Regions from separate parts of the Homo sapiens genome. Here region 1 is linked to region 2. Evidence: chromatin loops called from intact Hi-C (ENCODE). Cell type or tissue: prostate gland. All regions are shown on one strand. Each heading gives the region's core, and the rest is flanking DNA. Links, peaks and the distances in the headings are about the cores only.

Region 1 (5,384 bases), core at 114-5,113, 150 kb before region 2:
AAAGTCTTCGAGTATATTAAGAATGGCTTGATTAACCCCAGGGATGGAAATTTTACTGATTGAAAGAAAGTTTCAATAAAATACCGATCTTTGAATCTAATCTGACACCTGAAACTAGGAAATCAAACACTAGCCATATTTTTTCTTCTATTCTTTATAATAATTTTTCTCATGAGAAAAAGGTATCTTTCTTCCAAGCCTGAAAATAAATGGAGAATTTTTAATATCTATTGATGTGGAGAAAAATAAATAGACTATCTGCTTTCACAAATAAGTGCTGGCATTGAGCCACAGAACATGTCTGTCATATTGCTCTTTCACACCATACATTAACAGGAATAATAATTTCTCCTCATTGAGTTTCCTATTTACTATCCCCTTAATTATACCTCCTTTAATTACTGTCATAGAGTGTCTGAATTTTATAATCCAAGATACTAAGATGTTTATTTGATATACCACCAGACTCAATGTCTTGTATTCTATGCCAAAAATTTGAAAATGTTTGGGAAGAGGAAATTCCGTGGTTTGGTGAACCCAGAAAGTCTTCAGTACATCTCAGTTATAGAACTGTATTAAATACATTTAAACTCTATAATTCCATAAGACCCATTTTAGGTTTATACACTAAGCATCTAATTCCTCACTATCCTCTCATACAAACCCTGTGTAATACAAGTTCTACTCCCATAATTCTATGAACAAAACAACAATTGATACATAGATTTGATTTTTAAAATACATTTTCTTTACCTTATTCTAAATGTAACATAGGGTCAACATAGAAAAAGAAAACTGAAAAGCACAAGGAAAGTGAAATATCTATAATCTTAACCATTGTTAATTTTGTTGTGTTCCAAATTAGTGTATGTATATATATATATATATATATAGCATTTTTGTTTTAATAAAAGGACTGCCAAAATGCACATGCCAATTTGGACTCTGCTTTTTCCACTTACAATGATATCATAGTTTCTCACATTTGGTATTCTTTTGCAATACTTGCTGCATAGAATTCCATCACACAAAGGTAACTGCCTCCTTATTACTTTTGCTAGACACTTAGGGTTTACATTTTTTACAAAAATTATAAATCTTTGATCACAGCTCTGATGATTTCTCTGGGAACTGAGAGCCTAACACAAGTCATTTCCACTTTAAGACTTTTAACATTCTGAAAAGTTATGTTACAAACAGAGTGCTGGTCCCCCTGCAACATGTTCACTCACATTGGCTGACGTTTTAATTCTTTGCCAATCTGAGGGGAAGAGATGTCAACTTTTTTTGTTTGCTCTTTTAATGCCAGTCATGTTCCCTTTTTTTTTCCCCCTTTTACCAGTCATACTGGCTTACTCAGAACCCTACAAATCAATCCTGCTCATTCTTAATTTTCCAACATTGTTCCTGAGATTGTTTCACCAGAAAAGTTCTCCCCCTTATCCACTTCGCCTAACAATTTCTACCCATCCCAATCCTCCTGCATTTATTGCTTCCAGGAATTTGGCACTTAGGACACCCTTGTCCTTACATTGTTCATGCATGTATATTTCGTCTTCAATAAAACATTTAGTTGCTCAAGGGCAAGGGTCCCATAGAGTCTCAATATGCTAACGGCCTGGTGTTGCTTAATAATTTAGATTCTGACGGGTCCTCTCCAGGGAGGGGAGCAAAGGGCAAATTATCTTAGGGGCTGGGAGTGCAGAAGCCAAACCTTTGAGACTGTGAAAAGAAGACGGCGCCGAGACGATTCAGTAGCAGGCATTCAAGCAAGAAAAACTCAAATATTGTTCCCAATAATGCCTGACTAATGCCAAATACCAAGTAAGGGCCCAGGCAGTCCTGACAGCCTGCAGTGCCCCAGGATAAAACTAACCCTGAGGGGTGCTAGCCCACGATAACCCCCTGCCAGGGCTCTGGACACGCCCTGTCTCCTCGAAGGCCAACGGGCTGCCCCTGCGCGCCGAGGCCCCGCCCCGCGGCCCGCCGATTGGCCCCAGCCGCCCCGGCGCTAAGACTCAATTTCACACTACGCGCCCAGGCCACGCCCACCTGTCATGCGGCCCTGGAAACTGTGAGTTTGGGGATTGTTGTGTCCACTAACCGGACTCAGAAGGGACTTCCCTGCTCGGCTGGCTTTCGGTTTCTCTGCTCACCTCCGGATAAATCACGGGGTCTCCCGCGCCGCTCATGGCGCCTCCCGTCCGTCTCGAGCGTCCCTTTCCTTCCCGGCGCTTTCCTGGGTTGCTTCTGGCGGCCCTGGTGTTGCTGCTGTCCTCCTTCTCCGGTAGGACCCCGGGGTGGATTCGCGCGTCCGCGGCGAGGCTAGAGCTCTGCTCAGTCAGTCGGGCAGGAGGCGCGGGGCGAAGCTCACTGCACGTCGTGCCTGCTTGGGATAGAGAGCGAGGCCAGGGTTCTCCGAGGGGTGCCGTGCTCAGATCCCGGGGGTATGTGGCGGGGGATGCGGGAACCACGCAGAAGCTTGTTTGGTGGCATCGTGTGCGCGGCCGACATTTACGCAGGATCTGGCTGCGTTCCCAAAAGAAGCGTGAATCGTGTTTTCGGGATTGAGCCCAGTCAGCAAGGGGAGGGCTTACTGGGCGCCCCAGGTGAGGGCTTGCTCTGGAGTGCACAGGTGCGTGGGATTGTTGCTAGAGCCCGTGCTGTGCCCGTGGTGAGAGTTTGCCCTGTGTTCCCTTGGTGCCTTGGTGAGTAGGGTGTTCATTAGGGCTTGGACAGTACCCGCGGTAAGGGTTGCAGTGCGTCTGCTGTGCCCCATGGGCTGGGCTGGCCTGGGCTGGGCTGGGCGAGCAGGGGCCTGGCCAGGTGTTGCTGGGAGCGTGCTGTGCGCAAGTGGCCTGTGTGCGGAGTTCACTGTGGGCAAGACAGCTCACTGTTTGCTTTGAGTGGAGCGAGCGCGGACTCTGCGGCTAGGGAGGGCATGTTGAGTGAGAGCAGGCTCTCAGTGCCTGGGGTTAGAGAGGTGGTAAGGGCGCACCATGCTTTTAGTGCCTTCTGTGAACAGTGTCCGTGTTGCCTGAGATCGTATTGGTCTTGAATTTTAAGTGGCTGCTTTTTTGGGGGGTGGGTGGGCCATCGAGTCATCTTCCTGTTCCCAACCAATATAGACAGTATCTGATTCCATTGCCTAGTGGCTTTTTGACATTGTTTTCCTTCTTTTCATTAGTTTGAGTCATATTTGAGAGATGTGAAGCAACCTAAAAAACACTGGTAGCCAAACCTAGTGAGAAATTAGTATCCTAACAAAGGAAGGCAGATAATGTTAATCTTGTTTTCCCCTACAGCTCATAAACTGAAGCTTAAGGCCTATCCCACTGTTTTGTATTTCATTGAATGGAATCAATATTTTTAAAAATGCATGCTAGGCCAGGCCCAGTTGCTCACACCTGTGATCCCAGCACTTTGGGAGGCCCAAGTTGGGTGATTGCTTAAGCCCAGGAGTTCAAGATCAGCCTGGACAACATGTCAAAACCCCATGTCTACAAAAAATAAAAAAATTAGATGGGCATGGTGGTGTATGCCCGTGGTCCCAACTACTCCAGAGGCTGAGGTGGGAGGATCGCTTGAGCCCAGGAGGAGAAGACTGCAGTGAGCTGTGATCATGCCACTGCACTCCAGCCTGGATGACAGTGTGAGACCCTGTCTCAAAAAAAAAAAAAAAAAAAAAAAAAGCCAAAAAATACATGCTTAAATACAGGCTTATTGTGCAAAATGAACAAAATAAAAGGACAACTGTTTTTAATATTTTGTTATATTTCCTTCTGACTTTATTGTGTTTCATGTGTATCTATGTCCAAATTATATTTAGGATCTTATTCCATGTACAGATTGTACGTTGCATTTCTTCTCTTAGGAACATTCATTCAACAAATATGGGTCTTGTATGTCTGGTGCTGTTACACTAGTAGGTAATAACAGACAATTCCTATTTTCTTTATCCTTTTTTTACTATTTGTTTACACACACGTACATGCAGGAAGATAAGCAGGGACTTTTTTTGCTCATTGTTAAGTGCTTAATGCCGGGAACACAGTAGGCAATCAACAGATGTTTGCTAAAATGTATTGGGAGTGGCAGACATTAACCAAAACATAATAGTAACAAATATATTAACCAGGGAAGTGTTCTGGAGGAAAGGAGTATAATTTTCTGACAGCATTTAACAAATGACTGGGGGGAGGGAAGGCTTTGCTTCTCATCAAACAGACAAAACTCTGCCACTTTGGGGCATCTGTGCTTTCTGTTCCCTCAGTCCTGGAACGTTCTCCCCATGACCTGCTGCATAAATGGGCTGTTTCTTCTGCAAGCTCAGCTGGAATGTTACCGCTTCAGAGACCTTCTTGGAACCCCCCAACTCAGGTTGAACACATACAACCCAGTTCAAGTACCTCTTGTAATCACCCTTTTAAAGTGATCTTTTCTGTTCTCTGTCTCTCCCCATCAGAATGCAGGAATCTTCTGTCTTCCCCCATTTGTGGTTCCAAAAGCCCCATTTGTTTGCTTCTGTATGAACCCTAACTCAGTATCCATATAGACATCTGTTAAATATCAGAAAATTAAATATACTATTTGGCTGGGGCTTAGAGCCTAGGAAAAAGTCCCTCCTGCCTCCAAGAGGAAGGTTCTTTAAAGAGCTATGCTCAGGATGGTCTTTCTGTTGTACCTAAAAAGCTAGGGCAGCAGCAGCTGAGGGCCAGAAAGGATCTGTCTCCCCTGTTTATGTTGACTCTGCAGGGCTTCCAGTACTTCAGTCTTGCATCTCACTGATCATTAAAACGTTCATTTTGAAGGAGGGTGATGGGATTAGGGAGCAGTGGTGTTAAGAAGAAAACGAAAGGACTTTTTTTTCTTTTTAAAGATTAATGTTTAGAATAGGCTTAGTACTAGAAGTACATACAGCCTGGGCATCATAAGGAGAGCCCACCTCTACAGAATATTAAAAACAAAAAATTAGCCAGGTGTGATGTTGCATGCCTGTGGTCCCAGCTACTTGGGAGGCTGAAGGGCGTGAAGGGGGAGGATCACTGGAGCCCCCATGGTCAAGGCTGCAGTGAGCCCTAATCATACCACTGCACTCCAGCTTGGGTGACAGAGTGAGACCCGGTCTCAAACACACACACACACACACACACACACACACAGACACACACACACACACAGAAAAAAAAAAAAAACCTGGAAGTTGAAGAAGATAATGAAAGCAATTTGAAATAGAGGAACATAGAATTATAAAATGAATAGGGTGCAACATGGAAGATAACAAAACTAAAAATGAAGAGAAGGAAAAATAAGGTTAAGTTTGAGGTTGATAGGGTTAAATCAAGACAGGTATGAAACCTAGAGAAAGTAAAAATGAGAACTCA
Region 2 (5,384 bases), core at 110-5,109:
CTTGGCTAGTAAAAGCCATCTATGTATATGTCTTACCTCATCTCCTAAAAGGCAGAGTACAAAGTAAGCCATGTATCTCAGGAAGGTAACTTCATTTTGTCTATTTGCTGTTGATTGTACCAAGGGATGGAAGAAGTAAATATAGCTCAGGTAGCACTTTATACTCAGGCAGATCTCAGCCCTCTACTGAGTCCCTTAGCCAAGCAGTTTCTTTCAAAGAAGCCAGCAGGCGAAAAGCAGGGACTGCCACTGCATTTCATATCACACTGTTAAAAGTTGTGTTTTGAAATTTTATGTTTAGTTGCACAAATTGGGCCAAAGAAACATTGCCTTGAGGAAGATATGATTGGAAAATCAAGAGTGTAGAAGAATAAATACTGTTTTACTGTCCAAAGACATGTTTATAGTGCTCTGTAAATGTTCCTTTCCTTTGTAGTCTCTGGCAAGATGCTTTAGGAAGATAAAAGTTTGAGGAGAACAAACAGGAATTCTGAATTAAGCACAGAGTTGAAGTTTATACCCGTTTCACATGCTTTTCAAGAATGTCGCAATTACTAAGAAGCAGATAATGGTGTTTTTTAGAAACCTAATTGAAGTATATTCAACCAAATACTTTAATGTATAAAATAAATATTATACAATATACTTGTATAGCAGTTTCTGCTTCACATTTGATTTTTTCAAATTTAATATTTATATTAGAGATCTATATATGTATAAATATGTATTTTGTCAAATTTGTTACTTAAATATATAGAGACCAGTTTTCTCTGGAAGTTTGTTTAAATGACAGAAGCGTATATGAATTCAAGAAAATTTAAGCTGCAAAAATGTATTTGCTATAAAATGAGAAGTCTCACTGATAGAGGTTCTTTATTGCTCATTTTTTAAAAAATGGACTCTTGAAATCTGTTAAAATAAAATTGTACATTTGGAGATGTTTCATGATGATGTGTTTATTTCTAGTGGGTTTTGTCTCAAATTGAAGTATGTTTCTAATTGGGCCCATCTTCTAACCATTCCACTCCCACAGCCATTCCTCCTGTCCCTCCTAGCTCAGACCCTTAAGTATCCCCAGGCTTCTCCACTCCCAACCCATCACATAGATACTGCACAGATATCCAGTGACATCACATTACCTACTGGATGAAGTCCACATTTCTTAGCCTGATACTTGAAGACCTTTTACAATTAAATCCCAACTTTCTTCCCCAAGCATTTTCTATTGCACTTCTTCAAATAACCTACTCTCAGTCAAGCCTGACCATTTCCCCTGTGCTTTCTGCTGTATTCCTAGTTCATTGTTGCTTGAAACACCTACTGTCCTGTTGAGATCCTATGCATCTTCCAAGGCCCAGCTCAGATATTACCCTTCATGAAACTGTGCCTGATTTCTGCCCAGCTCTTATAGTCTTTATTATTACCTAACCTTGGGATAGCCACATTTAAGCATCTATATATACGTGTCCAGTAGAAGATATATCTTCTGCATCCTATGATCGCATATGTAGAGCTAAATAAAAACCCAAGTCCTAACAAAGTATAAAATTTATGTAACTAGTAGGATTTGGTTGTTTCTGCAAAAATCATTGTTGCTCTCTCTGCAGATTTGAATTAAGTCGGATTGCTAAATTTCTCAGAGCAGGCTTCAGTGTTTCTCAACCATGGCTGCACATTGCAATCACCGGGGGATATTTACAGACACCTGGGTCCCACCCCTAGAGATTTCTAGTGTAATTGATCTGGGATGTGGTTTGGGTGTAGGGATTTCCAAGCGTCCTAAATGATTCCAAAGTGCAGCTAAGGTTGAAAACCCATGCATTAGTAAATCTCAAGCCCCACAGTAAATTTTTCTATATAAACTTGTAAAGATAGAAGTTAAAGGCTTATATTTATAGAAGAAAATTATGGCTTTCTTAATTCAGCCTATTAAATCAGAAAATTTCATTGAAGACTTGAATTAAGGTTTTGTTGTTTGGCTAACTGAACAAGGCTAGCTGTTGTTTAGAAATACAGAAGCATTGTCTCAAATAAACATAAAAATACAGAAGCATTCTGTTTAATAAAACACTAGGTGAAAATTATATATATATGTGTGTGTGTGTATATATATATATATATATATACACACACACACACACACACACACACACACACACACATATTTTGAGATGGAGTTTCGATCTTGTTGCCCAGGCTGGAGTGCAATGGCACTATCTCGGCTCACCACAGCTTCCACCTTCTGGGTTCAAGCGATTCTCCTGACTCAGCCTCCTGAGTAGCTGGGATTACAGGCATGCACCACCGCGTCTGGCTAATTTTGTATTTTTAGTAGAGACGGGGTTTCTCCATGTTGGTCAGGCTGGTCTCGAACTCCCAACCTCAGGTGATCCGCCCACCTTGGCCTCCCAAAGTGCTGGGATTACAGGCATGAGCCACCGCACCCGGCCTGAAAATTATATTGACTATGAATAGAGCATTTTGGAAAATCTTATGTGACCTTGAGACTGTAATGTATTTTTTAAATTGGGATAAAATACATGGGGACAGTTAGTTACTTTGTAAGGTAACTAACAATAAATCTGTAAGAATGCTGAAGGGACTTGGGATTAGAAGGAATATGAATTTGTGGTGTTCAAGTAGATTTTAGGGTTTGTGGGAAATAGTCAACTCTATGGTATTCTAAAACTTAGTAATGTCTTTCAGCTAACATTTTAACCAAGAATGAGCTTTTCTGCATATTTTTAAATTTTGCATACTTGTACTTAAGTAGGATTTAACATGGAGTCTAATAACTTCCAGAAATGATTCAAAATTGAGTGATTGTACATACAGATTTTTTTTTTTTTTTTCCTGGACTACACTGTTTTCATCAGAATTTCTAGGCTCACTCAGAAAAGGTTACACTAGTATGACTAATCCTTTGTAAATCGGAGCACTGCTGCCCTCCTGTGGACTGTCACGGCATTTGACAATCCCTTCCTTACCAGCTCAAACCTAGTCACTATTCAGAAGTTTGAGTCATTGCTGTGATTCCCAGAAGACATTTTCAATTTCATTTGGGATATGGTATAAGACTAGTCCTCTTCTCCTTCCGTGAAATCAAAATTATTTTTTGACACAGGATCTCGCTCTGTCACCCAGGCTGGAGCTCAGTGGCTCAATCACAGCTTACTGCAGCCTCAACCTCCTGGGTTCAAGGGATCCTCCCAACTTAGCTTTCCCCAACAGCTGGGACTACAGGTGTGCACCACCATGCCTGGATAATTTTTGTATTTTTTTTTTTTTTTTGTAGAGACGGGCTCTCGCATGTTGCCCAAGCTAGTCTCGAACTCCTGGCCTCAAGCAATCTGCCTGCCTCAGTGTTCCAAATTACTGGGGATCCAGGCATGAGCCACTGTGCCCAGCCAAGATTAACATTTTTAAAAGAGTTTTAAATGCTGTCCCTTATTGCTTAAGTATAGGAGAAGTATAATATTGTGGATCTGTGGTCAATAAACAATTTTTCCTTCCCTCTCACATACCAGCAGAACGTTTGAACAAATTGCCAAAAGTATAGATAACATTTGAAAAAGCCGCCCTTCCTGATTCCTGATTCGATAGTACATAGCCCAGGGAAACCTGTACAGAGGTGGTAAAACTGGTGTTAGGAGACTCCACCTCCATTTATAAGATTTACCTCTCTCATGTAGCTTTTTACAAAACTAAACTATAATAATATGCTGCAGTGTGGCAAACCCTGTGCTAAACTACTGTAAACAGGAACCCCTGTAAACAGTAATCCTGGTGTTTGGGGCTTGTGGCTTCATTGAGAGAGAATTCAGGAACAAATGCTTAGAGAAGCACTTCAGAATGGTGTTCAGGAAAATTATCTATCGTCTGATTAATCTCCTCCACCTGAAAGCGTTCCTAGGAAAAATACTCTGTAAATTTGTATTTAAGTTGGGACTTGAGAATTCTTTGGTTAGGTTCCCATAGCATCGTGCTTCTCAAGTCTTAGTGTGCTAGTGAGTTACATGGTGATCTTCTTAAATTAGAATCAGAAGATTCAAAAGGTATCGGTTGGGGCCTGAGGTTCTGCATTTCTAATGAGTGCCTAAGGAGCTGTTTGTGGTGGGCTGTATGATGGCCTCTAAAGATATCCAAGTCCTAATACCTGGAACCTGTGAATGTTACTTTATATGGCAAAAGGGTCTTTACAGATGAGATTAAGAAAATTGAAATAGGGAGATTATCCTGGATTATCCAGGTGGGGGCCCTAAATGTAACCACAAGGGTCCTTCTAAGAGGGAGGCAGGGGGAGATGTGACTGTGCCAGAAGACAACATGGCCACTGAAGCAAAAGACTGCCCCGCTGGCTTGGAAGACAGAGGAAGGGGGTGCAAGCCAAAGAACGCAGCTCTAGCAGCTGAAGAAGGCAAGAAAACCTGTTCTCTCCCGGCGCTTCTGAGAGGGCGGGTGGCCCTTGCAGTCCAGTGAGCTGATTGCAGGCTTCTGGAATCTGTAACTGTACAAATGTGTGTTGTTTTAAGACACCATGTTTGTGGTAATTTTTTAGGGCAGCCACAGGAAACTAACACACCAGTGCTGGGGGCCCTCAGACCACAGTGAGTAGTAAAGCGTTTTAGGAACAAGACCACAGAAGAGAGGCTCTCAACTTTAAAACAACAGTGATGTCCAGACCCATTCCCAGACCAGCAAAACCAGAGACTGTAGGGATGGGACCAAGGGAACACTAATTTAAAGGCTCTTTGGGTGAACTGAATAGGAAGATAGGGTAGGGCACCATCATACTAGAATAAACTCAAAAATACAACTTTTGTGTTCAAGGAAAACTCTCAAGCTCCATCGAAGTATGGACACACTAGTCTGCCAGGTACTCTCCTGAAACTACACACCAGCTTCTCAAAGTGAAGGTCTGGGCCAGTATGTTACACAAATAATTGTCCAGTTCTAGACTTATTTCTGTTTCACCTAAATTGGCCAAATATTTGACTTGTCTCATCCATATTTATTAAGGACTCATCAGTGTTTTACTTCCACAGGTGGGATTTTCCAGTCCAACTTGCATGAGTCTTGAAGGTGCTGTCAGTCTAATAAGCCTCCCCACTCAATATTTTTTTCATTATCTATTCACCAAGACCCGCTTATAAATTTACAGCTAATAAAATCTGGTAAAATTTAGATAAGCAGGACCCATGTCCTACAAAGCATTTTCTACCTAGGTTGATAGCATGGCTTCATAAACCCGATTCAAGATGCTGTCTCTGGAAGAAACAGTCTACATAATTACCAATTTATTGTGCAAAACCACCTCAGAATGGCAATTTTAGATAAAGAGCTGTCCGCATCCAAATGAATAAAACAAAATAATCCTGTTTGAG

Evidence for each region. A loop is a pair of places that touch in the nucleus more often than their neighbours do. Peaks named below come from ENCODE experiments on the same cell type or tissue, not always from the same donor. Only the 100,000 strongest peaks of a DNase experiment are listed, where the experiment ranks them.
Region 1: a loop joins it to region 2, with 2.9 times the contacts of the local background. A loop is called at or near these places in 25 of 110 quality-filtered maps.

The regions. Positions count from the first base shown.
Region 1 is chr1:207,643,044-207,648,427 of GRCh38, forward strand. CR1L (complement C3b/C4b receptor 1 like) reads left to right here and starts at 2,090. Exons shown (of 12, transcript NM_175710.2): 1 at 2,090-2,287. The coding sequence starts at 2,191. It also overlaps the pseudogene CD46P1. RefSeq lists a silencer at 1,890-2,059 and an enhancer at 2,120-2,199. In prostate gland, for the core only: no CTCF peak of the experiment used is centred there; a DNase peak (open chromatin) is centred at 2,038; H3K4me3 peaks cover 1,223 bases.
Region 2 is chr1:207,794,569-207,799,952 of GRCh38, forward strand. It overlaps CD46 (CD46 molecule), which reads left to right. Exons shown (of 13, transcript NM_172351.3): 13 at 1-936. Among named protein-coding and RNA genes, the nearest start is that of MIR29C, 4.7 kb to the right of the region's middle. RefSeq lists enhancers at 4,057-4,156, 4,267-4,406, 4,697-4,826. In prostate gland, for the core only: a CTCF peak has its summit at 2,973 (motif pointing left); DNase peaks (open chromatin) are centred at 210 and 2,953; H3K27ac peaks cover 5,000 bases.